2 separate regions of the Homo sapiens genome follow, and region 1 is linked to region 2. The links are chromatin contacts, found by Hi-C in ENCODE. All regions are on one chromosome and are shown on one strand. The core of a region is the stretch at or near the end of the contact, and the rest is flanking DNA. Distances in the headings are between cores, read along the strand shown. Region 1 overlaps LAMA3 (laminin subunit alpha 3). Region 2 overlaps NPC1 (NPC intracellular cholesterol transporter 1).

The links. A loop is a pair of places that touch in the nucleus more often than their neighbours do. Pooled maps may share reads with other maps.
Region 1: a map with no recorded cell type shows a loop between it and region 2 (2.3-fold over the local background). The contact joins two enhancer-like sites. A Hi-C loop is called at or near these places in 1 of 37 single-sample maps with no recorded cell type and 5 of 50 pooled maps.

Annotation. Positions count from the first base shown.
Region 1 is chr18:23,708,342-23,711,930 of GRCh38, forward strand. All of the region lies in intron 1 of LAMA3 (laminin subunit alpha 3), which reads left to right. It also overlaps the pseudogene RPL23AP77. Among named protein-coding and RNA genes, the nearest start is that of LAMA3, 21 kb to the left of the region's middle. Within about 2 kb of position 2,055, at least 2 of the 41 ENCODE cell types and tissues checked have a DNase peak (open chromatin) inside an H3K27ac peak, as active enhancers do.
Region 2 is chr18:23,539,786-23,543,512 of GRCh38, forward strand. It overlaps NPC1 (NPC intracellular cholesterol transporter 1), which reads right to left. Exons shown (of 25, transcript NM_000271.5): 14 at 3,670-3,727; 15 at 1,521-1,648; 16 at 1,283-1,423; 17 at 663-752; 18 at 26-216. Among named protein-coding and RNA genes, the nearest start is that of RMC1, 38 kb to the left of the region's middle. RefSeq lists an enhancer at 2,493-2,542. Within about 2 kb of position 1,251, at least 9 of the 41 ENCODE cell types and tissues checked have a DNase peak (open chromatin) inside an H3K27ac peak, as active enhancers do.

The sequences.
Region 1 (3,589 bases), core at 805-3,304, 170 kb after region 2:
GTCCTTTAAAGTTTCATATAAATTTTAGAATTATCTTACTGTACTTTAAGAAAGTCCTTATTCAGGTTTTCACTGGCATAATATTGTCTCTATAGCTTAATTTGGGGAGAATTGGTAAGTTTTTGATATTATCTTCTAGCTAACTCTCCATTTATGTAGATTTTCAAAATTCTGTTAATACTGTTTAAAATTTTTATTTGTCAAATTTCTTTTGAGATACTTGATGTTCTCTGAGACTATTATAAATGGCATTTTCTCTTTAATTAAATTTTCTAGTTGTTTGCTGCTACTCTACAGAGATGCAATGACTTTTTTATTTTAATGTCACATCCAGCTACCTTGCTAAAAATCTCCCAGTATTTCTAAAATTCTCTTTAGCAGATACATTTGGGTCTTTATTTTCTTTTTTTATTTTTTATTTTTATTTTTTTCAGAGTCAAGTTCTCACCCTGTTGCCCAGGCTGGAGTGCAATTGTGTGATCATAGCTCACTATACTACAGCCTCAAGCTCCTGGGCTCAAGCAATCCATCCCAGTCTCCCAAGTAGCTGGGACTGCAAACACATACCACCACACCTGGCTAATTAAAAAAAAAAAAAAATGTTTTTCTTGCTATGTTGCCCAGGCTGGTTTCAAACTCCTGGCCTCAAGTGATCCTCCTGCCTCAGCCTCCCAAAGTGCTGGGATTACAGGTGTAAGCCACTGTGCCTGGCTTCATTTGGAGGTTTTTTCTTTTTTCTTTTTTTTTGAGACAGGGTCTTGCTCTGTTGCCCAGACTGGAGTCCAGTGGTATGATCTTGGCTCACTGCAACCTCAGCCTCCTGGACTCAAGCGATCCTCCCAACTCAGCCTCCCAAGTAGCTGGGACTACAGGCAGGCACCACCACACCCAGCTATTATTTTTGTATTTTTAGTAGAGACGGGGTTTCTCCATGTTGCCGAGGCTGCTCTCGAACTCCTGGGCTCAAGCAATCTGCCCATCTTGGCCTCCCAAAGTGTAGGGATTACAGGCGTGAGCCACTGTGCCCAGCCTCATGTGGAGTTTTAATGTAAATAATTTTATCTTTAAATAAATAATAACAGTTTTATTTCGTTTATTCCAAATGTTATACATCTGTTTTTTTCTCCTGCCTTTAAAAAAATCCTTCTTGTTCTTGTCTCTTGCCCATTTTTTACTTTCAATTCTTGTGGAAAACACCAGGTTGAGTCAGAAATAGCAGAGACTTATAAATATATAAGACCTTTTATTTTGTGTATGACCATGAAGCAGTAAAGTTGGTATAAGCGTCTGTTGGAAGATATGGCTACAGAAAAAATAAAGTGGCCTGTCCCAGTGATACTCATGGGAAGGAAAGAGCCTCCTCAATGATCTTCCATCTGAGAAGTCCCATGGATTCTTTTCTCTTCTGCTCCACAAGTTTGATTGTCTTTTCTTTCTTTCTTTCTTTTTTTCTGGTGAATTAGCCAGCCAGACTCAGTTTAGATGATCCCAATTTTGTTGGCAACATCCAAAGCATTGTAATCAGGAGCCAGTTGAACATATGCCTTCTTCTCTCCATCAGGCCTAATCAGGGTGTTGACTTTGGCCACATCAATGTCATAGAGCTTCTTCACAGCCTGTTTGATTTGGTGTTTGTTGGCTTTAACATCCACAACGAACACAAGTGTGTTGCTGTCTTCTATCTTCTTCATGGCGGACTCAGTGGTCAGCAGAAACTTGATGATAGCATAGTGGTCAAGCTTGTTCTCCTGGGGGCGCTCTGCCGAGGATATTTGGGCTGCCTCTGGAGTCGCCGTGTCGTGGGCCGCCGGAAGGTGGGTGACGTGCAGATCTTTTTTTGTGTGGCTGTGGACACCTTTAAACACTGCCTTCTTGGCCTTCAAAACCTTCGTTTTGGCTTCAGCTTTAGGAGGGACAGGAGCTTCCTTCTTCGCCTTCGGCGCCATCTTGTGAAAAGACCGCAAGTTTGATTTTCAAAAGTATTGTCAGGTATTGCCCTTTTAAAAAGCCCCACGAGGTTATCTTCTCTCAAAACCTTGTTGCTTGGTGCCAAGGCTTTACTTGCAGGATTAGTCATAACCTTGGCCTCCCTGAGAAAGTTCTTCAACCGCAAGTCTACTTATCTAGGTAGCATGTCCACGTCGACTTAATTCTCCATGAAGAGCTCAAGAAAAATGATTAAGAAGGCTGCAAAGAGTTTTAACACTTAAGAAAGTCATTCTTCTGATTTTTTTTTTCACTTCTAGATCCACAGTCTGATTTCCTTTAGGGCACTACTAAATTCTTTTTGATTCTTCATATAGGTTGATTTGCAGTAAATATGACATTGAGATGTAAGGTAAAAATTACTGAAAGTTCAGGAGTAAAACAAATGAAAGAAAGGACAAGGAATACTTTAATAAAACGATTTGAATAAAAAATTTTCACCCTGACCGTTTAAGAGTAACTTAAAGAAGCCAAACTTTCTAATTATTAATTTTTAAATACATTATTAAATTTTTAGAATAAATTTTTCTTTCTTTTTAAAGTCAATGTTTACACTGATCTTTTTATTTTTCAAACAGAAAGTGTATGTTACACTTTTGCTTGTTAATGTTTAACTTAAGCTTGTGGACTCTTTGTTAGAAATTATTTTATATGGCAAAAAATTTATCACCTAAACTTGGCTAATACAAAGTTAATCCAGAAAAACCATCATCTAGGGCATTACTGGTTTGACAAGTTGTTTTTGTAGATTCTTTGCTGTCTGTCAAGGTTTTTTCCAATAGTCCTTAGAAATAAACAGAAAGTTTGACTCATTTTTATTACCTGGGCAAAGCTCGCTCCTTGGAATTCACCTTTAACTTATGTATCTATTATATCAGTCAGACTTCCAAATGTCAGTGTTGACACCTGTGATGCTGTCTTGCCTATACACTTATTTTTTAAATATGTGCTTTCAAATTATTTATTGCTCAGACTTGAAATATATATTTGATATATATAGTTTTTAGTGCCTACTAATTGTGAGATCAAGGGCTAACGTGAGTGCTAAAGCTCCTGAGCCTGTGTTCTTACCTAGTCTGCTGAATGACATGGACAGGAGCTGCAGAGGGACTGCTATATCAGCAGAAAGGCTAAGATGATTCTAAATGAAAGAGACCTTCAGGCTACTGTGAAGGCTACCATTTAAAACAAATTACAGGAAATAACGTATGTTAGTGATTATGCATGGATGTATAATAAACCAGAGTTGTAGCTGTTAGAGAGTTACAGGGTAGTGTTAACTTGTTATCCCTGGACTCTGGACTTAGGTCCTGATTCTACCATTGACCAGTGGTGTGGTTCTTGGGAAAATTACTTAACATTCCACTCTCTTTCCTCATCTGTAAAATAGAGGTGATAATAATAATCTTAGTATGAAAATATAAACTGGGTGGTGCCCAGTGCATAATAGGTGCTCTACAAATCTTCATCTTAATTATTATTATTACTTTGAAATTGAGAATCACTCTAACAACCTAGAAAGCACCTTCTGCATTCCTCACATCAATAATGTGGAGATGGAGATAAATGTAAATCATAAGCATTCCCATTTTGGGGAGAGATT
Region 2 (3,727 bases), core at 1-2,500:
AAGTACAAGACAAGGTGGTACTGACTAGTTGTCCAGCTGCGCCGCGTTAAATATCTGCTGCACCAGGGAATCATTGTTGCAGCCCATGCCGCCGCACACCATGTTCTGCCCCTTGGAAGAAGTGTAGTCGTGCCCTTCCTCCAGGACAAAGTACACAGGCGGACCCGCATGCAGGTACTGACTGATGGATTTGAAATAATCCACCATGTAGGAGTCCTGAAAGAAAGATAAAAGAATAGGAGAGAGTGTGAACACTCTGATAGTAACTAAGCAAGGCGAGGATCATGGAGAATAAGAGGGTGCCAGGAGGTTCCTGGCTGAGATGCCTCCAGCTGGACTCATGATTCCTAACACCACCAGTCTTCCCCCCAGGGCCCCAGGGTGCTCCTCCTGCTAGCCCCACAATCAGGAGAGCATCTCATAAAGTAACCTCATAAGACTAGTTATTCGTGTTCTGCAGCTGTGCCCAGAGGGGCTCAGTCAGAATGCCAGACAGCCCACACCAGCAGTGCACTGCGACAGTTCTCCTAACCCTGGAAACCCTGTCACCATTTGCAGTTAGAAGCAGGCACTTGCTTGAAACACCTACGTGCATGTTTTGAAAAATGTATTCATCATCAGCTAAAGAAGTTAAAAAAAAAAAAAAAAGGAAGTCATCTTACATCTGGCATCGAAAGAGACTGATCCAATCCAATATCTACTTTGTTCAGGACTGCGATGCTGAATGACAGAACACCCACAAATATTGCTATCTGGAACAACAAATGAATCATAAGACAGAGACTGCTTAGTAAATAAGCTTACGACCAGAAATAAAATCTTAAGCACACACAAAAAGCAGGATTTTTTAAAATGGAAAAGCTTAAATGACAGGCTAATAGGGAGTACAGGGCAGTGGGTGAGACCACAGCACCAGGAGTCCAAATTCCTGGGTGCAAATCCTGACTCTGCCACTTACGGGCTGAGTGACTTGGGGCAAACCACTTCACCTCTCTTGGCTTCTATTTCCTCATTATTAAGAGGAAAAATAAAAGTTTCTTTGCAACTTTCTGTGAATCTGAAACTATTTCAAAATAAAAAACTTAAAACTCTTGTTTATATGGACTGATAAAAGCTCACAGGAAAAACATTTTATCTACTGTTCCACATTTGCTTTTGCTTTTTTTTTAGATACATTTTAACAGCTTTAAGAATCTCCTTCCCAGGCTGTCTGGCTTCTTAGAAGGCATGTGATAATCTGTTTCAGTGAGAGGAAAGAGAAAAACCACAGATAAGCGCATACCACAATTGGTCTCATCCAGTCCTTTAGCAGAAGTGGAGAATAGGAGTTTTTGAAGAAGCGAAACAAACAGCTCTCTGAGGCCTGGACGCTTGTTCCATCTTCAGCACCTCTGACACAGCAAAAGATGTCTAGCCGATTTTTCTGAGGGGACAGAGGGAAACAAAGGTTATACCCGCTAGCTGCTTCCTCTAGATTCTAGACTCAAATTAAATAGACTATAATCCTGGCACCAACTTACCTCTTGACGTTTAATGTCTAACCCCAAGAGACTCACGAAACAGGTAATCTGCAGAAGAAAGTCAATGAAGACTGCCAATCCCGCAAAGAGAGAGAAGGTGTGCACGGCTGGCATCACGGACAATGCTCCTGTCGGGGAGAGAAGGGCTCTGCGTCACTTCTGTTTACAGCCGGGGGCTCTCTGCAGGTCTTATGTTCATGTGCATGTACAGATACAAGGAGCCAGCACAGGCCAAACGCATGAGAAGGCATGCTGCGGCTGGACATTACACCAGAAGTGGGACAGGAGGTGATAAGCCAGTGCTTTTCAAAGCACACTCAGCACCAGACCATTTGGGAAGCCCCATCCTAGTTATGACAGGAATTCAACCCCAATTCTACTATACTCAGGTTCACAGCAAATTCACACACATTAAAATTTGAGAACCACTAATACAGGCCATTTCTTATAGTACTTTCTGTGCTTCACTGTAAGAAATGGACAGTATTTTCCATTTATTACATCAACACTACTAGCCTCCCAGTTTAGTTAAGAGGTAATCTACAATCGAGTGAGGATCAAAGGCATGAGGGTAAGACTTGGAAACTGCAAACTGGCAGCCCATGAATCAGATGGTTCCTGTTTAGCCCACACTGTATCAACCCATCTTAAGATTAAAAAACTTTTTTTTATAAGTTGCCAATATTTAACAATGGCATTTTACACAAAAATCTAGATTCACAGCTTTGCTTGGAAGAAAAACAACAACAACAACACAGACCTTGTAGCACTGGGTTGGCCACACACATAACTGTCTTTTTAGATAGGACACGTGCAGTTGGGGTGCCACAATCCCTACTCACTCCTACTGTCCCAAGGTCACTCCAACCTTGAGGCACAGTCTCTGCTGCTATTATCATCACACTTGCACTGGTTTTCTTATAATAGTAGTGAAAAAAAGAAAGTTTTTTCTTTTTTTTTTTTTTTTCTGCACCTGTGTTTGTCAAAAGGAACTACAGGGCTACAGGTTTCAAAAGCACATGGCTTTGTGGAGATGAAGAATAACAAGCTAGCAGTGTATCTGTGGTGAAAGACTACCACCTACAATGACCTTACAATGGCCCTGATTAAGCTGACCTCCCAGCCATGTAGGCATTGCAGTTTGTGGCCCGTGGATGGTCTTCTTTGGACTGAGTGATTCCAGTCCAGCCTCCCCTATAGTGGACAGAGTCACTTTGCTCTTACTACACTTCAGACATGGGGCAGACAGCCCCACTAGTGGGTCTATTTGATGATTCTCTATGTGAAAGAAACACAGAAGTGCTGACTTTGTTCCAGCTTATTCTGGCTCCTTGTAATGTGGTGAGTCAAGAGCTTCTGGTCATTAACAAGGCTGCTTCCCCAATGAGTTGTGTGCACAGAAGAGAAAGACTGCCTTTGAAAACAACGGCAAACATCTTGTAAGCGAGTGCCTGTGGATTTGGGAGCTGCTGCTTAGAGTGTCATGTGGAGAAGGATTCAGTGGCTACTCAAGGATGCCATTTTCAACTATCAACATTCCCAGTGGCTACTAAAAGGGGAAAGTGGCAAGACGAACTCTAGGTCTCTTTCACCCTGAACCCCAACATCAATGCTGTCCTGACAGTTAAATGAGAAGGAAGCCACTTGCAAAATCACACCTAAGTTACTGCTGCCAATTTTTCTGTGGTCCAGTGATACTTTCCCAGTGCAGAACAAAGCTTAAAAAAAGGAGACAACACGGGCTGGGCACGGGGGCTCACGCCTGTAATCTCAGCACTTTGGGAGGCCGAGGCAGGTACATCACCTGAGGTCAGGAGTTCGAGACCAGCCTGGCCAACATGGTGAAACCCCATCTCTATTAAAAATGCAAAAAATTAACTGGGCATGGTGGTACGTGCCTTTAATCCCAGCTATTTGGGAGGCTGAGGCAGGAAAATCGCTTGAACCCGGGAGGCGGAGGCTGCAGTGAGCCGAGATTGCACCACTGCACTCCAGCCTGGGTGGCAGAGTGAGACTCCGTCTCAGAGAAAAAAAAAAAAAAGAAAAAAAAAAAAAGGAAGCAACACAAAGGGACATGTTCAGGTAGCCAGCTCCTTCTTTCTCCAGGCTCAGCAGACTACAGGACTGGTAGGATTGAAAGCATAATTACCTAAGAAAAATGCTACAGTCTCAGAAAAGGATGACAGGAACATACTGGGAGCCACTTC